Regions from separate parts of the Homo sapiens genome. Here region 1 is linked to region 2. A link is a loop called in an ENCODE intact Hi-C map of the cell type or tissue named here. Cell type or tissue: GM12878. All regions are shown on one strand. Links, peaks and the distances in the headings refer to the core of each region. The heading gives the core; the rest is flanking DNA.

Region 1 (8,326 bases), core at 271-8,270, 270 kb after region 2:
TAGCCATGCGACCTCCAATGACATCCGTGGAAGGCGCATCCTTCCCCACACGACTGAACTGGCCACATGCCCAGCCTCGGCCAATGGCAGGTGAGAGCATAGGACATAGGCCGTGTCCCAGCAGATGCACTAAAACACAAGGCTGGCCTCTGCCCACTCTCCTACTCTTTTCCCCTGCCCTGGGAAGGGCAGGACCCAGATGGGAACTGCTCCTTCAGTCATGGGGAGCAGAGCCCCCTCCCACTACAGCCACCAACATGTAAGATGAGTGAGAAATAAACTGCTATGTTTTAGGACATAGCAATACAGGGCCATTTGTGACTGCAGCCTCACCTAGCAAAAGCTGCATGACATGGGACCTTGTTCTCCTCCTAATCCTCCATCTCCAAAGCAGTGTCTCTTGTCTACTTGCCTGTGGTCCACAGCCAGAGAACCCCATCCTGCTTTCTCTGTCTTGGGCAGAGGCCTCACGTCACCTACAGGGGCCCTCAGGTCTGGCTGTGCCTCGCTTGTGATGCTCAGTGTAGGTAGGTGGTCAGTCCCGGGATGCTTAGGTATGGGTCCTGTGACCCTGCTGCTCCAGCCCCGAGAGGAAAGCTTCTCAGCCCAACTCGCAGCCAATTCCCAGCCTCCCGGGGGCTCACATGGACATTCCAGAGCCCATCCACATGCAGACACCCAGGGCAGCTGGAGAACGCGAACCTCAGGGCCCGCCTCGGCCCAACCCCACTGAGCTGCTGCCTACAATCTGAGTTGGCCACCGACAGTGGGTGCTGGAGGGCTGACCTCAGGGTGGCTTTCTCCAGGCCCCCCGTGAGATAGAACAAGTCCCCCCTGCCCTCAGTGGCCCCTCAACCAGACCAACACACCTCCTTCCTACCTGGGTTGTGGTGAACTCTGTTCTCTAAATGACCAGGCCTGGCCCTCAAGATGTTACAGGAAGATTTCTGTTAGCAAATCCCCTGCTCTTTCCACAAAGCCTGAGTTTCCCCACCAGTATCTCAATAGTGAGGTCAAGGAAGTCAGCTCTGAGCCTAAAGATGGCTACCTTCCTTTCCTTTCCTGTGGCAGTCAGTCTCATGGCTCAGCCTCTGAGGTGGAAGGCTGCAAGGAAACAGGATTTAGGAAACAGTAAAAAGAAATCCATTCAAATGGTTTAGATAAGCCAGGCGCAGTGGCTCATGACTGTAATCCCAGCACTTTGGGAGGCTGAGGAGGGAGGATTACTTGAGCCCGAGTTCAAGACCAGCCTAGGCAACATAGCGAGACCTCATCTGTACAAAAAAAAAAAAAAAGAACACAAAAATTAGCTGAGTGTGGTGACGCATGCCTGTAGTACCAGCTACTCGGGAGGCTGAGGTGGGAGGATCACCTGAACCTGGGAGGTGGAGGCTGCAGTGAGCCATGATCACACCATTGCACTCCAGCCTGGGTGACAGAACAAGACTCTGTCTCAAAAAAAAAAAAAAAAAAAGGTTAAAATGATACATGTTACTGATGCTAAGTGTTACTGTGTGTTTTTTCACCACAAGGGGTTTTGGGGGGTTTTTTTGGGCAGCGGGGGGTGGGGGAGATGGGGTATGAGAAAGAGCTTGTTCAAGTAATTAAATATAAGGATGAGGCTAGGCAGGGTGGGGGGTGGGGACACGACCCACAGAAAGCACAAGTCCCTTGGGACCCTCCTCCTCTGCCCGCATTTCAGAGGCTACAGCCAAATCTGGAACCAGGTCCCAGCGACCACTAGCTCCTGTGGGGAGGAGTGGGTACAGGTTTCTCCAGGGCCCTGGACCCAGGGACATAGAGGAGTTCTCGAACCCACAGCCCTACCTGCCCTGTCTGCAGACAGGCACCAACCAGGGCTGGGGCCAATCAAGAGAAATCTAGAGGAAAACACAAAGGAAAACTAAAAAAGACACAGCAGAATAGAACAAGGCATCTCACTAACACTGCCAGAGAGAGGAGAGTTCGAGGGCACAGATGAAGAAGACAGGGGCAGCCCTGCAGGGACATCCCAGGAGGCCAAGGGTAGGAGGCTGGACAGGGTAGACCCTCCAAGCCCAGGTCCAGAAGGGTATTCCCTGCCTCCCCAACCGAGGACTCCAGGCACCCATCCCTGGATCCTGCAAGGCCAAGGCAGGGTCCAGGTGCATGCTGCCAACCATAAGTTTTTAAAAATATTTTAATTTAAATTTTTTAGATTTTAAATTTTAATTTTTTAGTCAAATTTGTTGAAAAAAATAGAAAATTCAAATCCACATGTGTTGCCAATTAATTTTCCCCTTACTTCACCTTCTACAGAAGGGCTATGAAGTAGGGTGGGCTGGCACCACTCAGTGCCTACAACCCACTTCTCCTAATTTTGCTCCTTGTGATATTTCTGTTTTCTCCTTCTTCGGGATTCTTAGATCAGTTGCCGTCCTCGTCCTCCTAAGGAAGGAAGGATGTTTCACCACCACCCAACCTGCTGGAATGGGGCTTAAGAGTAGCCCCATCCTTCTCATGTGACCTTCTCGCCCCAGACCCCAATACAATCCTCTCACTTTCTTCCTGCCATAGGTACACAGAACTCAAGAGCCTTGATATATGCACGATATGTTCAATGGCATTCAGGAATTGGAATGACTGCATAGAACAGGAAACCCAGATCACAGAGGCATAAACAAAAGAGGAACTCATTTTTCTGTCACATGATGAAAAGGTCAAAGGCTGGAAATTCAGGGCAGCCCAGCATCTCCACGATGTTGTCCAGATCCTGGGCTCATCCTGGCCTTCTCTTCTGCTACTATAGGGTATGACTTTTGAACTCATGCTCACAAAATGGTTGCTGAAGTTACCACCATCACATCCATAGTCCAGGCAAGAGGAAAGGTTAATGGTGCTGGTGTGTGCACTAGCTGAATGTCCACCTTTTAAGGAACTTTGCTAGAAGCTCAACCCAACCACTCATGCTTCACCTCATTATCCAGAACTGAATTATGTGGCTATCCTTAGCTTCAAGATGAGACTAGAAAATGAAGTATTTTAGCTGGGCCAATTGCCAACCCTAACGAGTTGAGATTCTATATAGCAGAGGAGAGTTGAGAGTTGGTCAGGAATTGGCAGCCCTGTCACATATGCCTAATTCCAGTGCTGTTATTGGAAGTACCAAGGCTGGCAGCTTCCACACTGGGTCTTCAGTCGCTCATGTCTTCTGTGTCTGCCTTCATTCCTCTACTCAGATGGCAAACCTCTTTGTAAACAGAGAAAACATGTTCATCATTTTCATTACTCCCTCTTCCCAACCCCAACCTTCCAATCCTACTGTACCAGCTCAATAAATGCTTACTTTAGAAAGAAAAAGCAGTAACACTCACTATTAACCATATATGCCTTGGGACAAACTTTCCATTTCTTATTTGAATCACTGTTTTTATCGTGTATTGCATTGTCATTTTCCATTTCGTGAGCTTAAGTAGCAACTCCTCAAGTCAGCTATAAATTCCTAACAGTCTAGAAGTGCCCAATCCAGTGACTTTCACACGGTGAATGCTTTCATGACTTGTAGAGTTTATTTGGCCTGAGTTCTAGTCATTATCAGTAACCACAACAATAGTAATTTCATACCTTTATGATGCTTCGAAGTTTACACAACTTCCTTTATACACATTCTCTCACTTGGTCTTTTAAGTAACTCTTTTAAGTAAGGCTGCTGTAATTATCCCTTTTTCACAGACAATGAAATGGAGGCTAAGAGAAGGTATATTGCTTGCCCAGAGGCATGAAGTCAGTGTTTGAACTGGAACTTAAATACAGGTCTTTGACTTCAAATCCAGCAGTTTTCCATCAAACTTGAGGCCTCGATTCTCTCACTTTCAAAAATGAAGAAATTAATTTAGATTATTTCAATGCAGCACTGTCCATTAGAAATAGAATATGAGACACATATAATTTAAACTTTTCTAGTAGTCACATTTAAAAAGGAAAAAGAGACAGGCGAAATGAATTTTAATAAACTTTTATTTAACTCAACTCAAAATATTTCAACATGCAATCTTCATATTAATAAGACTTTTTTTGCTTTTGAAAGCTAATTTTTTTATTTATGTCTTTAAGTCATAGGAACTTCTAAAGAATGAAAGCCAATGTGTTTATGACACTTTCAGCACATCACAATTTAACCACTTTTCAGGTGCTCAAAAGCCACACATGGCTAGTGGTCACCATATTGGAAAGCTCAGCTGTAATGTTTGAAGGGTAAATTTAACTTTAAAACAAGCTCCTATATCTAAGATTTCGTGATCAAATTATTTTAGAAATTATCTAAAAGAGTTATTTTCTGTACATTCTTGCAATAAAGGAGAACTGCCTGTTCAACAACTATCCCCCTGTAGAAAACTGGCTTTGCCTAGATCCATCACAAAGCACCACTGCCATCTGGTGGTAGACTCTTGAATTGCCAGCAAATTCCCCAAGAGGAAATAATCAGGCTCTCGGAATGAGTTTATCAAAGCAGTAGAAACTGACTCCACATAATCCAGGAGAATTTGTTGAAGAATGCACAATGCTGGGCCCTGCTGAATCAAAATCTCCAGGACAAATCCCAAACACCCAGATTTTCAGTAAATGTCCCCAGTGGTCATTCACACTGAAACTTGAGAATGGTTGATCTAAAGGACATGCCTATATAATACAACCATAGAAAATTCAGTGACAGTAAATGTCAGAAGAGGACTCATTCTTTCCTGATACTGTTCTGATATTTGTCAGACTGCTAATTTCTTAGTTTCTACATAGAAAAAAAAACCCCACCCCCAATATATACACACACACACACACAGTTGGAAAGAATCCATAATCCCATCACTTTTTTCAAAACTTAAAGGAAGAAAGAAGTCTATGTGGCCACTCCATCTCCGACCCCCCCACCCCCAACACACACACACACCCCTAAGACACAACTCTGTAACAGTTACATATAGCTCAGGCCCTCACAGCCGTGTCCCCACTCCCAGCCTCTGCTCTCACCCTGCTCCCTCCACACCCAAGTTCCAGCCAGGCCAGTGCCTTCACAGCTCTCCCCCTTCACCTCACTCCCCTTCTGAGACTTTGCAGAGCTGTCCCCTCCATCTGGAACAGCAGTCACCATCCTACCCTCCAGCCCCCATGACTTGTCCCTCATAATGCAGCTCAGGCATCAGCTACTCAGGAAGCCCCTTGGGGAGCCCTCTAGACTGTGCTGGGTCCCCCTCCTTCCCCCCGAAGTGCCCCATATGGTAGCTGTATTGTCTGACTTCTCCACACAACTGTAAGCTCCTTATGGGGCAGGGCTGCGTCTCTTGTCTCTGTATCTCTGCCACCTAGAAAAAACTCTGCCACAAAGCAGGCATTGTTAAGAATTTGCTGAGTGAATAAATGTTTTCTTTTCCTTTCTTTTCTTTTCTTCTTTTTTGAGACAGGGTCTTGCTCGGTCTCTCAGGCTGGAGTGCAGTGGCACGATCATGGCTCACTGCAGCCCTGAACTCCTGGGCTCAAGCGATCCTCCCACCTCAGCCTCCTGATTAGCTGGGATTAGCATGCATCACCACACTCGGCTATTTCTTTTTTATTTTTCTTTATTACTTTTGTTTTATTTTATAGAGATGGGGCTCTCTGTGTTGTCCAGGCTGGTCTCGAACGTGTGGGCTCAAGCCATCTTCCTGCCTCCGCCTCCCAAACTGCTGGGATTGCAGGTGTGAGCCACCACGCCCAGCCATAAATAAATGTTTTCAAAAGCATCAAGTAGTCCCTCTGATTTTTAAATGATAATGCTAGTTCTGATGAGTTGACGACACTAAGCAGTGTGGACCTTTACTGGAGTCTCAGTAATGTCAGCTTCCAGCTCTGAGGACGGAGCTGCAGACGTTATGACGGCTGACCAGAAGCGTTTGTGTCGGGGACTAGGGAGGGCAGTGATTTGGGCACCATGAACACAGTGAGACACGGACGGGTGCAGGAAGAGGGCAGTAACAGAGTAACCCGGGAATGCCGTCCCCACCTCCCAGGAAGGGATCCATTTCCCCAGAGGACAGAGGCCTGCTGCATCTCGCCCAGCTAATCTGACAGAAGCCAGCTGCAGCACTAGGCCTGCCCCCGGGAAGGCATGCTGAGGCCGGGAACCACATGCCACTGTTTGCCCCTGGGGGACAGGGGCACAGGGAGAGGGTAATTGACTTGTCTCCCAAGTTTATTTATTAATTCCTAGCTGCACCATTTGATGTGGTTTCCAGGAGGCACGCCGTTGAAATGTGCCGCCCTTCCCCATCCTGGCTGCAGTGGCCCCAGGGAGATGGGTGAAGCTCAGAGCCAGCCCACAAGTCAGACCAGGTGCAGGCAGGGGACTAGGAAGGGTGCCCACCATGCAGGGAGGCTTGCCGGCCCCAGCGCAGGCAGCAGGCCATGGCATGGGGTAGGGTGCAAGGCAACAGTGGACGGTGTGCTGGGGAGCCTGAGACGATGCGCCTCGGGACAAGTGGCCGCAGCTCTCTGCTTCAGCTTCCCCAGCTGTGAAAAGGAAAAATGAGTGGCGGCAGCTGCCACTTCGTAGAGCTGAGTGAGAATACCAACGTGCTGAGGGTAGGAAGTGCTGTTACAAGTCAGGGGCACCCCGCAACTGTCGAATGTTCCAGACGGGCAAGTGTGTATCTCTAAGTGCCGGGTCTAGGCCTAACTTTGCTCCTCATTTTATGTTTTCCGAATTTCCCGTGCTTCCTACAATTAGCATGAATAAGCTGTATAACCAGGGAAACATTAGACTAAAGAGAATGGGAAGCGTGTGGCCCAGAGATGGAGCCACGTCTCAACAAGCAGGGTGGTTACAGGGTGGAGGGAGAAAGGGGGTGATCCCTCCAACCCAGGCTTGAGCGAGGAAGGACACCTCAGATGCAGGGAGAGGGTGGAGCCTGAAGGGTAAAGGGAGGGGGCGATGACTTGAATGAAGGTAGCCATAGACCCCAAACAGAGGAAATGGGAGCCAGGCCCCAAGATTCTCTATCCAAGGCAGTGGCTCTCCTGGCTTTCAGCCTTTGAAGGGTCAGCACAAGTCACCTTCATTTAGCTGGTGTGCTCCCCACTGTGTGGCTCCAATCCCCTGGACTCTCTCCAGAGACTCTATCCGCTTCCTAGGACGGATGATTGAGCAGGGCGTGACCGCCCAGGAGGTGGGAGGTGAGTGCAGAGGTCAGGGGTTCTCCATGCTCCGCCATACCCACCGTCCACGGGCCCCACAACTCTGTATGTGTGTGCAGACCCTGGTCCCAAGGAAGTGGCCATGGCTTCTTCCAAGAGGCACATGCCCGTCCAGGCCCCAGGCCAGCGTCCCCCTCCCCTCACCCCTCACCCTGTGGCTCCCCTGCTCACTCCCATCGACACTCTAGAGAAGAAGCTACTGACAAAAAAATGTTTAAAGATGTCACAAAGTTAGCAGCAAATCAAAGTCCTCGGAGCCCTGAAACTGACATGGTAGAGATGTAGGCCACCTGCCCTTTGAGATTCTGGGAGAATTGGCCGCACTCCGATCGCTTACACACTTTTCCGATATGTCTTTGCCTCGGAGCACCAGTTCCTACTGCATTTGTTCAGTGGGCAGAGAGTGTCCCGGCCCCACATTCACGGGCTAGAATAATCCACCCCTTTCCTTCACTCCTTTGCCACGAGACCACTCACACAAGGCCTGTGTGTGGCCAGGCCAGAGGGCTTTGCCACAGGCCTAACCAGTGTCTACCCACTGAGGAAGGCCAGGCAGCCCTCCCCAGTGGATGCGGGCCTTTGTGAGGACAGTTTCCGTGGGCCGGGCCACCAATCTGGAGGGCCCCGAGCTGTGTCCACATTCACATTTCTTCACTCAGGCCAGGCTGTGTGCGCACACACACCACACTGTCACACACCCAGGCTGGACAGGGTCCCCCACTCTCTTGCAAGAACTGGACAGAACTCACACTTGTGTTCACACCCAGCTGGGCCACACAGGCATTCACACGCTCACCTGGACTGGCTAAGTTCCTATTCAAGGGGTTTCTGCCTCTGCCCACCAGGATAATCCCCACACCAGGGAGAGATGCCACTTTTTGTGTCAGGGAATAAGATACCCCGAAGCCCACTGGAGAGGCCAGGGCCACTCTGGGTAGGGTGTGAATGGGGGCTGGGACCCAGGCTAGCATAGGGCCTGGCTTCTGTCCCCCAGGTCCATCTGGGCCAGTTGGCCTGTGGGCAGGGAGCTGTCTTAGGCTGACACGGTGCTCTTAGGTCAGGGGAACCCAAACACAGAAAGGAGGCCTCAAGAATGTCCCAAATGTGAAATGGATTCAGTTCT
Region 2 (8,326 bases), core at 72-8,071:
ATGGGCCTTTGGGTTCCCAGGCTCTCCCAGGCTCAGATGGGGCAGCCCTGCTGGCCTTCTACCCGCCTCTGTGTCCGGCCACCATGACCTGGGACTCAGCCCCTCACCTCCTGGGAGCCCAGGCCAGCCCTTCCCCGCCACAGCCTAGCATTCCCTTTTGCGTCCCCTCACCTTCACCCTTGCCAATACCGACCTGCAGGCCCAGTGGCACATGGGAAGTGCTGTAGGGTCAGTATAGCAATGACAGAAGTGACTGGAGATGTGTGTGGTTCCCTTTCAGCCTGGCCTCCTCCTCTGCATCCCAGTGGGATGAGGGAGGGGATTAGTTCCTCTCTCTGAATTGTCCTACTCTACCCCCTCCCCACCATTTGAGCGGGACAGCAGAGAGGGGAGACTGAGAGGCCCCAGGGAGGGGCTGAGCACAGGCCTCTCTGGCTGGACCTCGGTCTGTGATGGGAAGCTGCCCAAGCCTGGCATGTGAGGGAGGCAGCCAGGGGAAGCCGGTGGGGCTGGGCAGGGACAAGAGGCAACCCTCTGAGCTGCCAGACAGCTTCCTCTATGACCCTCAGGGGACGGTTCCTCCAATGGCACTGCCAGAGGCTGGGGAAAGAGGTGTCTAAACACCAGTCACTTTTGCTCTAGTTATTTGACCAAAACGAATTGTTCCTTAGAAGGAAAAAGAAAAAAACAAAACCACGAAACCCAAAAAACCTCACCATTGATGTCATGCCGATCACCCCGTGGGCTGATAAACAAGTCCTGGAGCAGATAGCATCCCTGGGCAGGGTGAGCACCCCCCACTGCACCCTTCCTACGGGAAGCTCATCGGAGGTCGGCCTCGCCACTCTGCACACAAACACTGCTGCCCCCTCCACATCCTGGAATGCTGTAGAATGCTGTTCCAACCTTCTGGAGTGGGGGGCCCCAGAGAGAGGTCAGAGCAAGCCTGGGCTCCTCCCCACACATGCCACTCTCACTGGACTGATGTTTCCTCACCTGTTGAGTGGAGGAGTGATAGAGGTATTAAGTATGAAGGTTCTTGGAAGTGTTCACTGGCCAGCCAAGAGGCTGGGGCCCTGCAGAGAAGGGAAAGGGGAGAGGGAACATTTCAGAGAAGAGATCCCACCTCAATGATTTAAGGTCAGTTGACAACATCTGGCCTCAGAGCTGATAGGGTCCCTTTAAGTCCTGAGCTGAGTTCTTATGAATGCTTCTAGGGAACTGCACGCCTTGAGAGTGATTGGCACCATTGCTGAACTCGGCCTGTGGTCTGCTCAGACCCTTGGCTCCTTCTCCAAGTTCTAGAATACAACCTAACCAGAGTTAATGGGTGTTCTTTCTGTTGTACTTCCCTACTTGATTGCAGACTAAGCTCAAATTCTAGTCCACCCTGATGGCTTCCCTCAGTTGAAGTGTACAGCCTGACTTCAGCTCTAGTTTGAGCCCTTATTCCTCTTTTTTTTTTCTTTGAGATGGAGTCTCACTCTGTCACCCAGGCTGGAGTGCAGTGGCATGATCTTGGCTCACTGCAACCTCTGCCTCCTGGGCTCAAGCGATTCTCCTGCCTCAGCCTGCTGAGTAACTGGGATTACAGGTGTGCACCAATGTGCCTGGCTAATTTTTGTATTTTTATTAGAGATGGGGTTTCACCATATTGGCCAGGCTAGTCTTGAACTCCAGCCCTCAGGTGATCCTCCCGCCTCGGCCTCACAAAGAACTACCACTCCTGTCCTGACCCCTTATCCCTCTTTAACTCTGAGCTCAAAGCTCCCGTCCACTTCCATAGCCCATACATACCTCACACTCATTTGTCCCAAACCAAACTTGTCTTTCTCTCACCAGCACATTCCTCCACTTGAATGCTACATCTTAGCTCACAGTCACACTGTAAGCCATCATCCACACCAGAGGCTGAGCCACCCCTGACCACTCCTTCTGTCCAGGGCATCTTATTGGCCCTCTCATCTGGTGAGTTCTAACGCTTTGGTGTCTTAAGGCTTCATCCCCTCTTCCTCATTCCTCTCCACCCCTCAGTTTCTATAGTAATTTAGATCCTCATCTCTTTCCTTAAGAACAGCCAGCGGAACCAATCAGAACTCCGAGGCCATCCTCGCACAGCTGCCAGGGGCTCTTTTCTGATGCCATGGTGCCCCCCTCTCAGTGTCTCCCTGCCTGCCCCTCCAGCTTCATGCTCTGACCCTCCTGGGTGCAGACCATGTGCATCTGGAAACAGCTGGGCCTACCTGCTTCATTACCAGTGCTCAGGCTGCTGGCAAGGCCCTCCTCTCCTCCTCTTCCCCCTTCACTGCCTCCTCCAGGAGGCTTTCCTGACTGGAGACACATGGCTGGTGCTCCTTCCTCCATGCCCCTACTCTGTCCACTTCCTGCTGAGCATGCTCCTCCCTGGGGTGCCTTCCCAGTTACAGACTCAGCCCCGACCCTGGCCACAGACAGGGCCTTCTTCTCTCTACCTAGACTGTAGCTCCACCAACCCTATGTTGTGGCTACATACCAGGCAGACCTGGGTGTGGGTATCCCGTTTTACCCACTTCCCACTGGGGACCTCGGACAAGTGACTTTCTCTCTCTCGGTCTTCCTTTCCTCATCTGTCAAATGGGAGGATAACATAACCTGCCTCCCAGGGTGGGTGGTTGGGCCTGGCACACCGTGAAGGGCAGCACAGGGCGTCCATGCGGCACCCGCTGTTTTGATGACTTGCTAGGACCTGGGAGAAAGTGCAGAGGGACCAGGTCTCTCCAGCACAGTCCTCCTGTTCTTCCCCCTTTCTGGCTGTCTGTGATCTCCACCCAGCAGAGGGCTTGGGCGAGGCCGCCTCTTCCCCTCTGCAGCACTTCCTCCCCAGGACCCAGTGCTGTCCACACCGGCGGCAGGGTCCAGTGTCAGACTCGTTCTCAGCCGGGGACTGTGTGGGCTGCCGCACTCCTCTCCCTGGTTGCAACTGCAGTGCTTTGCTCAATAAGGCCCCAAGGGTTGCTGCAACCACACGGGGACTGAGCCGCTGAGGTGGCACACAGTACACCAGTGGCTTCTAGCTCCAAAGTCCAGATGCTATCCACTCTGCCCTGCTGCTGCCCCTTCTGCCTTTCTTTTGGCATCTGAATGACCTTAGTCTCCTCATCTGCAAAATGGGCATAATAATTGCTTCTCTTGCTTCCTCAGCCAGAGGACAGGGAGAACAATGGGGCTGGGCTGGGAAGTTGTGAGGAGGTGGAGACCTCGCTGTGTGCAAGGCAGGAGAGCCTGGCTGGGCGGGGGATATGACAAGAGTTGCTGTAGGGAGACCTCACCATCCATCCAGCCGCCTCCCATCCTTGGCCAGAGCCGCGTGTCTGAGTCCACAGCGCCCCCTGCTGGCTAGCCGGCCCAGAAGCTCCCTGTGGGCAGCCCCAGCCCCACACGGCGTTTCCCCGCAGGGACCACGCGGAAGGAGCGGACCCTGCCCTCAGGGAGCCCTATCGGAGGAGGGACGTGCAGCCAGGCCTCAGGGAGCCCAGACGGGGCGTGGGGAACCGGGGCTTTTGTCTGAGAAGGGAGCTCCCGAGGTCAAGGAGCATACCATTCTGCTCTGAGGAACCTGCTGAAATCCTTCTGCGGAAGGTCTAAGGCCTGCCAGGGAGCCAGTGGTCAGCTCCAAGTCCAGCAGCCATCCCTTGATTAGGGCTGCCCCCACCCCGCTCCCATCCCACATGGACTTTGAGGGAGGGACATCGGGCAAGGACAGACCCTGGGAAATCAGGCTGGGGCTGGTAAGGTCCCTGGCTCGCCCTCAGGCTGGGCCCCCGTTGGCATCAGTGGCGGTGCTCCCAGCCCTCCGGATCCCAGGTGCCTTTCTTCTCCGTCGGACCTTTTCTTCAAGTCGGTGGCTTCATCATCTCAGCTTTTCCTTAGGCTGGTTCTGTATTGGGTGCTGGGGATTCTGGGAGGAGAAGCCCGTAACTGGCCCTCTGGGATCTCAGACATGCCCTTATCCCCTACCCTACCATCCCCCTTCCCTCCTTCCTCCTCAGTGTCTTCCCTGCTCCCTGGGCTCAGGGACCTGCTCTGGGAGGAAGGCAGCTGAGGCAAACAGACACCCCGCCCCCCCCCACACCAGATTAAAATCCAGCCAGCAGTGCCATCCTTCCAGGATGCTCTCCCAGTCATCCCACATCCTGGGCTCTGCTTACTGTGTTTGAGACTTTCCCCTCAAAATCCCTTCTCCCTCAACTGCCTACATAAGTCCCCAGTGGAATTTCACCTTGTCCAGGAAGCCTGCCTTGCTGGATCTCAGCCTCTGTGGTTTTTCCCAGCTTTAGACTTGCGCAGGATTTCCTGACACACGCTGCTTTATCCCATCTGCCCATAGTAGATGCTCCACGCCTCAGGAAGGAAGATCTATGGCACCTTCTTCCTTGCACCCCTGGGAAGACCCAGGGGACAGTCTCAACATGCTCACTGAAGCCCATTTAAGTCAGTGGTTTTCAACTGGGCACAGTTTTGTCCCCAGGGGACATTCGTCAATGTCTAGAGATAATTTTGATTGTCACAACTTGGGGAGGGGGCGGTGCTACTGGCATCTAGTGGATGGAGGTCAGGGATGCTGTGACACCCCACGATGCACAGGCCAGCCCCAACCCCAACAAAGAACTGCCCAGCCCAATATGTCAGCAGTGCCCAGGTTAGAAATCCTGATTGAAATAAATTCATAGATTGAGGTATAAATATAGCATCCAAGAAGAGGCAATGGCTCAGGCAGGAGCAAATCATCCCTCTGAAGGAGACAGAGCAGGAGCCTCCCCTCCATATGACCATCGCAGTCCCAGGTCCCTCCCACGGCCTTTCTTGGGCTGGTAGTGTCTAAGTGGAGGCCCACCTGAGCTAGAGGAGGAGGAGCCAGGGTCTGTCTAGAGAGGGAGTCCGTGGGGGAAGAGGGCTCTGTGTGAGGAGCTCTTTGGGTACAGGCTTGGCCTCAGTTTAGTCATCTGTAAAATGGGGATAGGGTGGCCCCTTCCAGTTCTAATGGTTTAGGGTTCTAAACTGAGTCTCTGATGTGCACAAGTCCTTTTTCCCTCTGCTGATGGGCAGGACCCCTCCAGCAGAGCTGAGGGTAGAGTACCGGCTTTGGGCCCCTTCACCAGATGTGTAGGGTTATTGTGGCTATAATTGCCCTTCCGGGAAACAGCTGTGAGAACAAGAATGCTTTGATAGGTTCCATCAAAGCTTCCTTCACGTCTCCTGGGGACTGACTGGGTGGGGGCGCATAAAGAACTTCCAGCTGGGAGCAGCTGTTAGCCAGGCCCCCATGCAGAGGTGGAGGCTCCACAGGGTGGCCCCACTTTGGTTGGGGTTAAGAATGTCCCAGAGGCTGGTCACCCTGAGACGGGCCTCTCTGAGGGCTCTTCAGGGGCTGTCTCTGTGCCCTCCTGGGGTGGGCTCGAGTGGCGCAGGGCGCTTGGCTGCAGAGCGGAGGTGGCACTCTCCTGGTGTGAAAACCTCTTGTGCCACCAGGGGCCTAGCTCTGGCTCTCTGGGGCAGGGGTCCACACAGAGGGCAGGGGAAAGTGAGCCCACTGATATCCTCTCAGTCCTCTCAGAGATAACCTGGTCTCTGGTTATCAAGGGGACCTGGAGCACCTCCCTCTCCGGATCTCACAGACCTGCCTTATGGGGGAGAGCTCTATCTGGGGTCCACACCTCACCAGGAAAGGATTGGCCTTGGAGGAGAATAAGCCTCTCTGCCAGTCAAGGCCTTTTTAGCACTTTCCACAAGGAAACTGTTGCCCAAGCAGCCCCTTCTGCAAGTGGGGTGTGTGTGTGTGTGTGCGCGCATGTGCCTGTGCACACTGGCTGCACCGCGACTGGGCTGAAACATCCCTGGGTCCTATCGTGCGGCTCTGCAGGTAAGGCTACATTTTGGAGTTGGCCCTGGGTCAGATGCTGGAATCTCCACAGAGACATTGAACTCCTCCGAGCCTCAGCTTCCTCATCTATAAATGAGCAAAGTATCAGTTCCTACGTTATGGATTGTTGTGAGGGTTGAATGAGGGAATGTATGTTAAGCATTTAGCGTGGTTGCTGGGGCATAGATTGTGCTCAGTGGGTGCTGGCAAGTGTGGCTTTTGCTGCTGCTGTTGTCATCATCATCACCATTCAAGTTAACATCTTGATTTCCAGAATCCAACTTTCAGGTGATCTATTGCTTTAGCCTGATGTGAAAAACAAAGCACTGCCTGGCTTTCCCCACAACCCCACCGCCCTCCAAGCAGCTTGCAGAGGCAGTTGGGAGAAGGTTTAGCCCAGGAACACCTTGGACATTTGGGGTACAGGATGAGGACCACAGATGTGGGGTGGCTGGGGATGCAGCTGAGATTGGCTGTGTTCCTGTTGCTTTCGGGGAATGTGTGTGAGATCATGTGTGGTGAGTGTGTGAGGGTGCAGGAGTGTGGTCTGCACCGTCTGGGTGTGTGTCTGTGTGGGGCATGCATGCATGCTCTGGGTGAGGGCACGTGTGTGCCGGGTGTGCACCATGTAGGAATGCTTCTCGGTCCGTGTGTGTGAGGGCTTCTCTGCATTGACACCCCTCTGGGTTTCTCTGCCCCCCTGCTCCCCAGCTGAGTGCATCTGTGTTTCTGCTGCTGTGTGTGGGTACCTGGCCCTTGGGTCCTTTCTAACAGTGCCGTGGTGGGCTGATTTGTGGGAGCTTCTGCTGCATGAGGGGGCTCCAGGGCTGACGTGAATGGAGGTAGCACAGGCCTGCTGCTTCAGGAGGGCTGAGTGTGGAGGCCTTCTGGGTCTGCAAACATCCTCCTCATGCTAGTGGAAGTTAAAGATTCTTTCCTGCAGTAAAGACTATCGGGTTATTAAATCTAATTCTGAGCCACGATGGAGTTTAGAGTTCCACCCTGGACTAGTTCTCTCATTTTACGGCTGGGGATCTGAGACCTAGCCAGGGGTGGGGCATGGCTTGAAGTGTGGGCCGTGGGGGCTATGGGCTGCTGTTGGGCACCTCCCTGGCCCTACTCCCTACCCTGAATGGTGTCTCTCCGCGGCCAGACCCGGGGCAGAGGTAGAAGTCTCAGCAGAGAATCTGGGTTTCGGCACAGCTTCTGCTGGTCCTGGCAAGGACTTCTCTGGGAACAGGCTCCTAGAGCATAGAGTTTCTGATAAACAATGAATAACTTTTTAGTATAGTATGTCATAAATATTGCATGGAACATATTTATACTAAAAATTATTCATTATTTGTTTGAAATTCAAATTTAACCTGGCATTCTTATTTTTATTTGCAAAGTCTGGCAACTTAGCGCCAAATGGGCTAAGAGGCTGGGGGAGAAGTAAGGAGACCCAGCCGGCCATGTTCCACCCTGGCCAGCAAATTCAGGGCAGCTCCAGTCAGCTCATGCCTGTTGAGTGATTCCTGGGGCTCAGCCTCGTGCCGGGAGCATGGGGCTTACTCAATCTGAGGCCCAAGGCCTCTGCCTAGTAGATCCACATGGTCTAACTCAGTGGACCTGAATGGTGGGGCCAGGGAACCAGACTGGCTTAGGACAGCTTTCCTACTGATGTGGCTGCTGTTTTTCAAATGTTAGGAGATACTACTGTAATGAATAAAATGCACATTTGTTTCAAGGCAAGCATTGCATAATGGCTGTTGCTATTAAAACTTTTTCTCAATCAGGAGAACACCAAAAGCATAATTACTAGTGGAGAGGGACACATTTAGGGGTGTGATTTTCTACTGAAGAGTGTGAGAATTCTAGGACTTGACCTTTCACGTAGCATAAACCCCATGGGCATGTGGTGAAGCCTATGGATGGACCCCTTCTCAGAATAATGTTTTCAAATGTGTAAAACAAAATTCACAGGGCTGCAGAAGAAACCAATGCTACTAAAATACATTTACCAAAGCATTAAGAAAACAGCTCTGATGTAGTAATATGTGTGCTTCTTTATTGACACTTTAATTGTGATCACTTTAAAGTGGTGATAATATAAATGATATTTGAAAAGACCTGCAACAACTCAGATGTGATTTAAAAATGCCTGTGAGTTTGGCTGGGCTGGTGACAAAGCTTGAGGTTCTGCAAATACAACTGGAGATTTTTCCTACGTCCATGTTGAAAGGAGAGGCTACCTTTCAGTTGGAGCCTAGTGAAAATAAGGAGGCATTTTTTTTTACCGTCTGAACTCATGAATGGCAGCATCATAGGAAAGGTAGAAAAGAGAAAAAAAGAATAAAACAACCCCCACATTCATGGACCCCTGAATTCTATTCCCAGACCTCTGGGTGAGAAGGGGCATCTGTGGACCCCAGGTTAACAGCATGT

Evidence for each region. A loop is a pair of places that touch in the nucleus more often than their neighbours do. Peaks named below come from ENCODE experiments on the same cell type or tissue, not always from the same donor. Only the 100,000 strongest peaks of a DNase experiment are listed, where the experiment ranks them.
Region 1: it touches region 2 in a loop (2.4-fold over the local background); 9 of 110 quality-filtered maps call a loop at or near these places.

The regions. Positions count from the first base shown.
Region 1 is chr2:42,855,232-42,863,557 of GRCh38, reverse strand. No RefSeq gene overlaps it. Among named protein-coding and RNA genes, the nearest start is that of TRI-TAT2-1, 49 kb to the right of the region's middle. RefSeq lists an enhancer at 5,736-6,323. In GM12878, for the core only: a CTCF peak has its summit at 4,415 (motif pointing left); a DNase peak (open chromatin) is centred at 4,427; H3K27me3 peaks cover 166 bases.
Region 2 is chr2:43,122,380-43,130,705 of GRCh38, reverse strand. LOC105374570 (a long non-coding RNA gene) reads right to left here and starts at 2,310. Exons shown (of 3, transcript XR_940018.3): 1 at 2,244-2,310; 2 at 717-1,076. RefSeq lists an enhancer at 2,841-3,341. In GM12878, for the core only: a CTCF peak has its summit at 3,371 (motif pointing left); no DNase peak of the experiment used is centred there.